Regions from separate parts of the Homo sapiens genome. Here region 2 is linked to region 1. A link is a contact called in ENCODE Hi-C or POLR2A ChIA-PET data. All regions are on one chromosome and are shown on one strand. Each heading gives the region's core, a stretch centred on a gene start or an enhancer-like site at or near the end of the contact. The rest is flanking DNA. Distances are from core to core; before and after follow the strand shown.

Evidence for each region. Hi-C counts contacts between places; a loop is a spot of excess contacts on that map. ChIA-PET counts read pairs that join two places held with the same protein, here RNA polymerase II (POLR2A). Pooled maps may share reads with other maps.
Region 2: a map of Caco-2 shows a loop between it and region 1 (5-fold over the local background). The contact joins the enhancer-like site here to the promoter of LINC00501 in region 1. A Hi-C loop is called at or near these places in 30 of 168 maps with a recorded cell type or tissue (Caco-2, Calu3, HCT116 and 17 more), 17 of 37 single-sample maps with no recorded cell type and 29 of 50 pooled maps. POLR2A ChIA-PET finds 5 or more read pairs at or near these places in 8 of 52 experiments (B cell, Caco-2, OCI-LY7 and 5 more).

The regions. Positions count from the first base shown.
Region 1 is chr3:177,292,391-177,298,427 of GRCh38, reverse strand. LINC00501 (long intergenic non-protein coding RNA 501) reads right to left here and starts at 3,986. Exons shown (of 2, transcript NR_047465.1): 1 at 3,931-3,986. It also overlaps the pseudogene ASS1P7. RefSeq lists an enhancer at 3,557-4,756.
Region 2 is chr3:177,336,159-177,341,737 of GRCh38, reverse strand. No RefSeq gene overlaps it. Among named protein-coding and RNA genes, the nearest start is that of LINC00501, 45 kb to the right of the region's middle. RefSeq lists enhancers at 2,806-2,905, 2,763-3,057 and a silencer at 4,343-4,637. Within about 2 kb of position 2,962, at least 10 of the 41 ENCODE cell types and tissues checked have a DNase peak (open chromatin) inside an H3K27ac peak, as active enhancers do; they include B cell, OCI-LY7, PC-9 and 2 more, where a contact is called at or near this core.

The DNA.
Region 1 (6,037 bases), core at 2,737-5,236:
CCAGACGCTGGGAACTCACGCCTCCAATCCCAGACGCTGTGTCCAGCAGAGGCTCCATGGTTCTGGCCTACAGTGGCAGCCTGGACACCTCCTGCATCTTTGTGTGGCTGAAGGAACAAGGCAATGACATCATTGCCTACCTGGGCAACATCGGCCAGAAGGAAGACTTCAAGGAAGCCAGGCACTGAAGCCCGGGGCCAAAAAGGTGTTCACTGAGGATGTCAGCAGAGAGTTTGTGGAGGAGTTCATCTGGCTGGCCATCCAGTCCAGTACACTGTATGAGGACCACCTCCTGGGCAGCTCTCTCCCCAGGCCCTGCATCGCCCACAAACAAGTAGAAATCACCCAGCAGGAGGGGGCCAAGTGTGTGTCCCATGGCACCACGGGAAAGGGCAATGATCAGGCCCGGTTCAGCTCACCTGCTACTCGCTGGCCCCCCCAGATAAAGGTCATTGCTCCCTGGTGCATGTTCGAGTTCTACAATCGGATCAAGTGCCTCAACGATCTGATGGAATATGCAAAGCCACACGGGATTCCCATCCCAGTCACTCCCAAGAACCCGTGGAGCATGGATGAGAACCTCATGCACATCAGCTATGAGGCTGGAATCCTGGAGAGCCCCAAGAACCAAGCGCCTCCAGGTTGCTGCACGAAGACCCAGGACCCAGCCAAAGCCCCAACACCCCTGACATTCTCAAGATCGAGTTCACAAAAGGGGTCCCAGTGAAGGTGACCAACATCAAGGATGGCACCATCCACCAGACCTCCTTGGAGCTCTTCGTGTACCTGAACGAAGTCGCGGGCAAGCACCGTGTTGGCTCTATTGACATCATGGATAACCGCTTCATTGGAATGAGGTCCCGAGGTATCTACGAGACCCCAGCAGACACCATCCTTTACCACGCTCATTTAGACATTGAGGCCTTCACCATGGACCAGTAAGTGTGCAAAATCAAACAAGGCCTGGACTTGAAATTGGCTGAGCTGGTGTACACCGGTTTCTGGCACAGCCCTGAATGTGAACGTGTCCGCCACTGCATCACCAAGTCCCAGGAATGAGTGGAAGGGAAAGTGCAGGTGTCTGTCCTCAAGGGCCAGGTGTACATCCTCCGCTAGGACTCCCCACTGTCTCTCTACAATGAGGAGCTGGTGAACATGAATGTGCAGGACCATTAGGAGCCAATCGATGCCACCGGGTTCATCAACATCAATTCCCTCAGGCTGAAGGAATATCACCGTGTCCAGAACAAGGTCACTGCCAAATAGACCCCTGTACAATGAGGAGCTGGGGCCTCCTCACTTTGCAGAGCCCCCAAGTACGGGCACTAATTGTTGTAATAATTTCTAATTGCTACTTGTTCTCCCTGGCTGGTAGCGTAGTAAGGCTGCCAGGCTCCAGCCTTGTTCCCTGGTCCCCCATGAAGCCTGCAAAAGTGGTCAGCGAAGGGAAGGGTTGGGGGCAGCTGCAGTGGGGAGCTATAAAATGACAATTTTAAAAATATACATTTAAAAAGGAAGAAGATTTACAGGAAAATAAGCATATGAAAGATGCTCCACATCATATGTCATCAGGGAAATACAAATTAAAACAACAATGAGATACGCACTTATTACAATGAACAAAACCTGGAAGGCTGAAAACACCAAATACTGCCAAGGATGTGGAGCAAGAGGACTCTCATTCACTGCTGGTGGAAATGCAAATTGGTACAGCCACTTTGGAAGACAGTTTGCAGTTTCCAACAAAACTAAACATATTCTTACCATACACTCCAGCTGTCATGCTCTTTGGTAGTTACCCAAATGAACTGAAAATTTATGTCCACACAAGAACTTGGCTCACTGCAACCTCTGCCTCCCAGGTTCAAGCGATTCTCCTGCCTCAGACTCCCAAGTAGCATCACCATCTTGGCCAGGCTGGTCTCGAACTCCTGACCTATGGTGATCTGCCTGCCTTGGCCTCCCAAAGTGCTGGGATTACAGGTGTGAGCCACTAAGCCCTGCCAAGATGTCTTTCAGTAGGTGAATAGATAAACAAACTCTGGTACATCTAGACAATGGAACATTAAGTAGCTCTAACCAGAAATGAGCTATCAAGCATGAGAAGATATGGAGGAAACTTAAATGCATATTACTAAGTGAAAAACACCATCTGAAAAGGCTATGTATTGTATGATTCCAACTATATGACATTCTGAGAAAGGCAAAACTATGGAGACAATAAAAAGGTTAGTGGTTGTCAGGTCTTGGGGATTAGGGGGAGGATAAACAGGCATAGCACAGAGAATTTTTAGGGCAGTGAAAATAATCTGTATAATTCAATAATGTTCAATAATTCAAGGCATGTCATGCATTTCTCCAATCCCATAGAATGTACAACACCCTCATATGCAACTGTGAACTTTGGGTAACAACAGTGTGTCAATGCAGGTCCGTCGACGGGAACTACTGTTCCACTATGGTAGGGGATGTTGATAATGGACGAGGCTATGCATGTGTATGGGAAGGGAGTATATGGAAAATCTCTGTACCTTTCTCTCAATTTTGCTGTGAGCTTAAAAATGCTCTGGCCGGGCGTGGTGGCTCACACCTGTAATCCCAGCACTTTGGGAGGCCGAGGCTGATGGATAAACTGAGGTAGGGAGTTTGAGACCAGCCTGACCAACACAGAGAAACCCTGTCTCTACTAAAAGTACAAAATTAGCCAAGCGTGGTGGTGCATGCCTGTAATCCCAGCTACTCAGGAGGCTGAGGCAGGGGAATCGCTTGAACCCGGGAGGCAGAGGTTGCAGTGAGCTAAGATCGTGCCATTGCACACCAGCCTGGGCAACAAGAGCAAAACTCCATCTCAGAAAAAAAAAAAAAAGTAAAAGGACATGATTAGAGAAAATTGAAACAGCCCAAGTCACCAAATTCCTAAAGAAGTGATATCTGGTTCTATAGTTGCCTATCAGTGTGTTAATGTGTAGGTGTGGAGGCCTGGCTACACCCAACACCTACCTGGGAACCAAACAATTCCTACCAACTAATTCCTCCTTTTAATTCCTAGAGTTGTTGCTTTTCTTTCCCACACCTTTATTTACTCTCCCTCCCTCCTGGAGGAGGAGTTGAGACATCTGCAGATACACCTTCCTGGGAAGGTAACCGGCTAGGTCGTGGGAGTTTGAAGTCCAGCCCAAGCCCTCATCCTTATCTCATTGTCAATTGTCTTATAAGGAAATAGTCCAGGCACAACAATGTCTCCTCTTCCTCCAGGTCATGAGTTATTTCCTTATAGACCTTTTCTAACCAGTCTTACCCTTAAAAAAGGAGCTGAAGAACAAACCTGTGCCATTCTTGATGTGAGATGGGGAAGATTTGGAGGTACTGACCTGTGGAGTTTCCATTAATATGTAGCCGTGCACAGTGGCTCACGCCTGTAATGCCAGTACTTTGGGAGGCCGAGGTGAGTGGATCACCTGAGGTCAGGAGTTCGAGACCAGCCTGGCCAACATGGTGAAACCCCGTCTCTACTAAACACAAAAAATTAGCCGGGCATGGTGGCTCATGCCTGTAATCCCAGCTACTTTGGAGGCTGAGGCAGGAAAATCACTTGAACCCCAGAGGTGGAGGTTGCAGTGAGCTGAGATTGAGCCATTGTACTCCAGCCTGGGTGACAGAGTGAGACCCCATCTCAAAGAAAGAAAAAACAAAGTAATTACTCTCCTCATATAGTTGAGCATAAATTCAGCTAGCATGGACTTGGGGTTCTGCTGACAGGCCTCCATAATATATGCACAATATGTCCATCCAGAATGCATAAATATGGAGTGCATACCTATAGAATTACCTGCCTAACACGTCTTTTCTAAGAATGTATTTCTTCCCCACCCCGACTCTCACAACTCCCACTCAGGTACATTTTTACCACAGGAGTCACTTTACACATACCTTAGGGCCCTGTTCCCCGGTCATTGTTCATTCACCCACAGGTTAGCACTGGACTTAAGCTGGGCCACAGTCCTGCTTTGTGGCTCATAGCCTAGGGATGACGAGCAAGCTGAACTAATCTCTCTTCACTGGCTCCACATTTATTAATAGATATGAACTCACATGCTCCTGGCAAGCATGTCCTCCACTAAGAGAAGAAAGCCACTCTGAAATGAGAGAGTGAAGCCAACATTCAGAGGGGAACATGAGATGAGAAGAATCCTGACAACCTTCTAGTGTCTGGCTTTCAGCATTCAGAACCCAGCTGCATCTCTGCTCTTCCTGTGTCTTGATTATTCAATTATTCCTAGAATTCTATTTAAAAAACAAAAAACAGATCAAAAGAAAATACTGGAATCGGTTGGGTGCCATGGCTCGTGCCTGTAATCCCAGCACTTTGGGAGGCCAAGGCGGGCAGATCACCTGAGGTCAGTAGTTCCAGACCAGCCTGACCAACATGGAGAAACCCCATCTCTAGTAAAAATACAAAATTAGCTGGACGTGGTGGCAGGCGCCTGTAATCCCAGGTACTAGGGAGGCTGAGGCAGGAGAATCGCTTGAATCCGGGAGGCGGAGGTTGCAGTGAGCCAAGATAGCGCCATTGCACTCCAGCCTGGGCAACAAGAGCGAAACTCCGTCTCAAAGAGAAAAAAAAAAGAAAATACTAGAATCCTTCCAATCAGTTGCCCTTCTTACATAAGGTAGTTTATGTTGGGTTTCTAACATCTACAACAAAAAGTTCCTAAAAATTATAGAATGTGACGCTCTTCAGTGCTCAGATTGTGTACTAATGAGACATCACCTGATTCCTGGGAGAAGGAAGTGAGATAATGAACGCAGGATTGCTTTGTCACCTATACAACATGATTCATCGACGATCCTTCTGAAGCCCTTACATTCAACTGACTGAAAATAAAAATTTCTGCTTAAAGACCAAAGGGTTTGCCATGCTTTATAATTTTCTTACTTTTTCATACTTTCTGTAATATCACTTTTTTTGAAATCTTGAGAGTTACCCAGTCTCCTTTAGATTAATAGAAACTTGACTACAGAATCAATGCATGTTATATAGGCACAAGAATACCATTTGTAGAATAGCCTACTGTGGCACTTTCCCACCCCTAATGCCTGGACTCTGAGGGATCTGTGAAGTGGGCAAGACATTCTAGGGTTATTTTTAGCATTTTAAAATCTCTAGCTGGCCGCAGTGGCTCACGCCTGTAATCCTGGCACTTTGGGAGGCCGAGGTGGGTGGATCACAAGGTCAGTAGTTCAAGACCAGCCTGGCTGACATGGTGAAACCCCGTCTCTACTAAAAATACAAAAAATTAGCTGGCCGTGGTGGCAGTCACCTGTAATCCCAGCTACTCGGGAGGCTGAGACAGAGAACTGCTTGAACCCTGGAGGTGGAGGTTGCAGTGAGCCGAGATCGCGCCATTGCACTCCAGCCTGGGCGACAAAGCAAGACTCCATCTCAAAAACAAACAAACAAACAAAAAAACTCTAACGACAATTGTACTTGCACCATATATCTATTTACACAAGTTAACCGTAACATCATATTTCTTTGCTTTGTGCTAAAATTAGATCAATTCAGTCTTCCAGCTGACTAGCTCATGTTGCCCAAGTTCTAATTGGCTGTTGATGATACCCCTGGCATTGCTCTGGTGAAACTTGTGGATCAGACTGTTATCAGGTGGTAATATCCAAACAATACCCATAGTAGAATTGACCTGCAGGGAAGCACAGGGGTGAACAGCTGAAATTAAGGAACCTGTGGCAGTGAATATTGCCTATCCATTGCTATGTTTACATATCTCTGTGAATGAGATAAATATGTTTCTATTTGCTAGGAAAAGATGTTCAAAACATGAGAAAAAAGGGGAGAACAGGCTGGGTACAGTGGCTCATGCCTGTAATCCCAGCACTTTGGGAGGCCGAGGGGGGCCAGATCACGAGGTCAGGAATTCGAGACCAACCTGGCCAACATGGTGAAACCCCGTCTCTATTAAAAATACAAAAATTAACCAGGCGTGGTGGCATGCGCCTGTAATCCTAGCTACTGGGG
Region 2 (5,579 bases), core at 1,713-4,212, 44 kb before region 1:
ACTAAGAAACTCTGAGCCAAATTTTACATTCTTCTCCAAACACAGAACAAAAGCTTTATAATATTTATTTCTGTGTATCAGTTTTACCTATCTGTATTATTTTTCTATCAAAAACAAAACAATTTTGCCCTCACCCTAATTGTTTCTAATGTTATTTTATATTTTTGTATTTTGTATAGAAAGAGAGAACCTCAAAAACCATTGAGGTACAAGATGGATAAAAATAAATAATCTCACAGTGGTTACTAGAGGTGGGACAGGGTGGGGGAGGGGTAGCCGAAGGTTGGTTAAGGAATGCAAAAGTATAGTTAGATAGGAGGAATAAGTTCTAGTGTTCATACAGCACTAGAGAGTGACTATAGCTAACAACAACTCATGGCATATTTTCAGGCCAGGCATAGTGGCTCATGCCTGTAATCCCAACACTTCGGGAGGCCAAGGCGGGTGGATCACGAGGTCAGGAGTTTGAGACCAGCCTGTCCAGCATGGCAAAACCCCGTCTCTACTAAAAATATAAAAATTAGCCGGGCATGATGGCACGTGCCTGTAGTTTCAGCTACTTAGGAGGCTGAGGCAGGAAAATCGCTTGAACCTGGGAAGCGGAGGTTGTAGTGAGCCGAAATTGTGCCATTGCACTTCAGCCTGGGCAACAGAGTGAGACTCCTTCTCAAAAAAAAAAAAAAAAAAAAATTGCATATTTTCAAATAGCTAGAAGATCAGATTTTTAATGTTCCCAACACAAAGAAATGATAAATGTTTGAGGTAATGGTTATGCTAATTACCCTGATTTGATTATTATACATTGTATCCATGTATCCAAATATCACACGGTACCCCATAAATATGTGTCAGTTAAAAATAATAATGAAAGCAAAAAATAAAAATTAGTTAATTAATTAACACAAAATAAATAAATAATCTCATCATGCACTGTGGGGTAGCACACATGAATTTGATCGTATTTGTAATTTGGAATCTATGCCAAATGCCATCTCAGTTATGAGGGTTATTCAGAAAGACAAACAGGATAGATACTCCCCAGCTGTCATGCCGCCTTAGTGCACAGGAAACCCTGTGAGCAGCTGACCCTCCAAGCTGATCTCAGCCCATTGGTATTCTTGGTGGTCCTGTCCCAGTATCTTAAAGGTGAAAAGTGCTGGGTGTAACATGTGTCACAAAACAGCTCTCTGAGTTAAGGTCTTTGCTTAATGAGGAGCTGTGAATACAGAGGACCTGTGGGAATACTTTAGGAATTAACCATGTGCTCATATGGTAGATCTACTACAGCTAACTAGCTGAGTGACCTTGAGCAAGGTACTTAACCTCTCTGGGCCTCTCATGTCCTTATACCTAAAATAAAGACATTGGGCCATTGGGCTAGATAATCTCTAAAACCTCTTCCAGCACAATAAATCTCTTCCAGCACAATAAATCTGTGATACATTCTTTATACAAATTAAAATATAGTTTTTAAAAGTTCCCCCAGGTCTTTTAGAAATAAATAGGCCGGGCGCAGGGGCTCACGCCTGTAATCCCAGCACTTTGAGAGGCTGAGGAGGGCAGATCACGAGATCAGGAGATCGACACCATCCTGGCTAACACAGTGAAACCCTGTCTCTACTAAAAATACAAAAAATTAGCTGGGCATGGTGGCATGTGCCTGTAGTCCCAGCTGTTCAGGAGGCTGAGGCAGGAGAATCGCTTGAACACAGGAGGCAGAGGTTGCCGTGAACTGAGATCGCACCACTGCACTCCAGCCTGGGCAACAGAGCGAGACTCTGTCCCAAAAAAATAAAATAAAATAAAATAAAATAAAATAAAATAAAATAAAATAAAATAAAATAAAATAAGACTATGAGCCAGGAGCAGTGGCTCACGCCTGTAATCCCAGCACTTTGGGAGGCCGAGGCAGGTGGATCACCTGAGGTCGGGAGTTCAGGACCAGCCTGACCAACATGGAGAAACCCCGTCTCTACTAAAAATACAAAATTAGTCAGGCATGGTGGCGCATGTCTGTAATCCTAGCTACTTGGGAGGCTGAGGCAGGAGAATCGCTTGAACCCAGAAAGTGGAGGTTGCAGTGAGTCGAGATCACTCCATTGCACTCCAGCCTGGGCAACAAGAGGAAAACTCCGTAACAAAGAAAGAAAGAGAGAGAGAGAGAAGGAAGGAAGGAAAGGAAGGGAGGAAGGAAGGAAGGAAGGAAGGAAGGAAGGAAGGAAGGAAGGAAGGAAGGAAGGGAGAGAGGAAGAAAGGAAAGAAAAGAAAGAAAGAAAGAGAAAGAAAAAGAAAGAAAGAAAGAAAGAAAGAAAGAAAGAGAAAGAAAGAGAAGAAAGAAAAAAGAGAAATGACTATGTCTAGAGAAAAAGATCTAGTGGGCAAACTATAAGTGAGTAAATCAGGCTAGTAGCAAACATATTCAGGAACCACCATGATAAAATGTGGCTGCTTATCTTTCCTGTTTGAACAGGAGGTCACAGTTTTGCTATATAGAGTTGAAAGGTTGTATAGACAGGATGTGTTAATTTGAGTTAGAATTCATCTGGGGCACCTGGACAGTTAATCCATCTCTGGGCTTCAGGAATCCAATACTACCCTAAGAACACTGTTGTAGAATGTATACGGCATGCTGGACATGGAAATCGGCTTGCTCCATTGGTGGTGGGGCATAGAGAGGTTCATGTCAGCCCAGCACATCCCCAGGAACTATACCAGTTTCCTTATTGCCCAAGCCAATATCTACAATGCAAAGCATCTTTCAACTGTAATTTAGGAGGACTATGAGCTGGCCACCTGAGTTTTTGCTTGCAGTTCAGGAACTATTGCTAAAAATGCATTTTATGGTGAAACAAGGGATTAGCTAATCTTTCAGGCTAACAGAGGACCAGCTACAAATGTTTCCTGTGTGTATTGTGAAACTCTGAGATAACAGAGAAGTTCCTTATTGCCCTCTGAATTTCCCTTCCCCCAGGACCTCCACTGGTCACACAAGCCATTATCTGAGACAAGCTGACCAGAGCGTGATGCTATAACTTTTTTTGTTCATACTTCCAAATTAAATCTGGTTAGAAAAATAAATGGCTAGAAAGTATTTAAATCTTGTCTTGAATCTTGGAGGAATTTACTTATTTTTCTTCATCTGTTGGCTACCCTTCTTTAAAAAAAAAATTATTATTATTTTTTTTGAAACGGAGTTTTGCTCTTGTTGCCCAGGTTGGAATGCAATGGTGCGATCTCAGCTCAACGCGACCTCTGCCTCCCGGGTTCAAGCGATTCTCCTGCCTCAGCCTCCCGAGTAGCTGGGACCACAGGTGCCCGCCACTACACCCAGATAATTTTATATTTTTAGTCTCAAACTCCTGACCTCAGGTGATCTGCCCACCTTGGCCTCCCAAAGTGCTGGGATTACAGGCGTGAGCCATTGCGCCCGGCCAGTTTTATTTTTTATTAACAAACTCATTCTCTGGATATTCTGGAGACAAAAGCAAAACACCCAAGAAAATGGGCACTTAGGCAATAAGAACTCAGACCCCTGTGGTTTGCTACAAATGTACTCACTAACAGAGCACATGCTGCCACCCTTAAGTTTCACACATGCTGCCAAGACCAAAGGTCCACTTTGATGACTAAATGGTAACACTATTTTCTTTGAATCATAGTATATGCATTTAATATTCTCTTGGGCCTTACTTAAAAGAGTAATATTTTTTCTTTTTTTTTTTAGGGTAAAGATATGGGAATTTCCCAACCACATTGTTCCACTTCATATCTTCTTCTTTCTCTTCTCATTTTATTTTCACTGCAGACCAGAGTGAAGACAAATGTGTATTACTTGGTAGCTTATGAACAGCAAGGAAAAACTGACTGGCAACCGCCATGGAAAGGTGTGAAACCGTAACCACGAGGACTCTCACATTTACATGTTACTGACTAGCGAATGTCTAGGCCTAAAACATCTGCCCTCTTATAGCTGTTTTATTATTATGTAAACATGGCTACAAGATTTCTGACATAAAATAGTAGATGACTCAGTGTCTTCAAATGATTAATTGCTGGTTTTTTTGCCTGACCTCTTTCTTCATTTCTTCAATAATAAATCTATTGTCATGCATTGAATTACGGAAGACTGAAGCTCCCAAATGCTGGGCCTGAAAATGCACTCACTCTCTCCAACAGCATGCGGGTGTTTCTCATTAGTTTCATAAGTGCCAAGAAAATTTCAAAATGATACCAAACAAGAATATTTTAAATTTTATCACATTACCAGCTAAGAAATCTGTAAGCACATTGTTAATTCACTTATATTCATCGCACAGCAAAACAAATATGGCATTTCAAAACTGAGAAAGTTAAAGCCTCCTATAAGAAGTCTATAGCCACCGTTTCTTGAGTCCTGTCTTCATATCTCATTCCTCCCAGAGCACATCTCTCACCAAGGTTCCTGTTAGATTCCATTCTGGTTTGTGTCTTTGTGGAGGCATGTCTGTCCGTAGCCAAGACACAGAGGGCTAGACTGGTTGTAACACAAATCAGAAATTTCTGCCTTGCAGCTGCCTGGGGAAGTAACAGTTAATTGAGCGTGGGAGCTGTGTGTAGACCCTCAAGACTAACAGTTAAGAGGCAAGGTTTCAGTAAAAATGTTTAGAAGCTGCATACCACACAGCTGGAAATGAAGGGCAGAGCTGTTTTCTGGGGAATTTGAATTATGTGTACATCCAATCGAGAACAATAAATGAATTTGTGTCCAGCAATAATAATCCCTCAGTTATAGATAGACATACCATTTATGCAGCACTTCCCATGAATTCTGTCTCACTGAGCCTCACAACAGTTCTGTGCATACAAGGCTGTTAATTGCAAGCCATTTTATTTATTTATTTATTTATTTTGAGAAGGAGTTTAGCTCTGTCGCCCAGGCTGGAGTGCAGTGGTGTGATCTCAGCTCACTGCAACCTCCGCCTCCCAGGTTCAAGCAATTCTCCTGCCTCAGCCTCCAGCGTACCTAGGATTACAGGCATGTGCCACCATGCCTGCAATTTTTGTATTTTTAGTAGAGATGGGGTTTCACCATGTTGGCCAGGCTAGTCTTGAACTTCTGACCTCAGGTGATCCACCCGCCTCGGCCTCCCAAAGTGCCAGGATTACAGGCATGAGCCTCCATGCCCGGCCATCATGTCATTTTAGAGATAAGAACTCCAAGGCTGCAGGAGATGAAATAGTTGGTTCCCTTTTGAACTAGATGTGAGTGGCAAGCTGGGGATCACATTCAGGTTTTCTGAGGGTACTTTTTACTAAGCAGGATGCCTCTGTCCTCAAATCCAGGTTAAGGAATTCACCCCCTTAACCGGCTTTCCATTTGACAAAGTGAGAGTCCTATTAATCTAATACTGAACTTCTGTTAGTCCATTTCCATTGTACTGAAACACAAAAGACAAATTCCCATCATTAAGAAAGTTGTAACAAGGGGGATATTTATGTCTCTCTCCCCGTCCTGCTTTGTATTCTCTTTTTATTTTTTTCATTGCTTTTGTAATTCAGATTGTATTAGAAATTAGAGGAAGGTTGAAACTAGGTATATG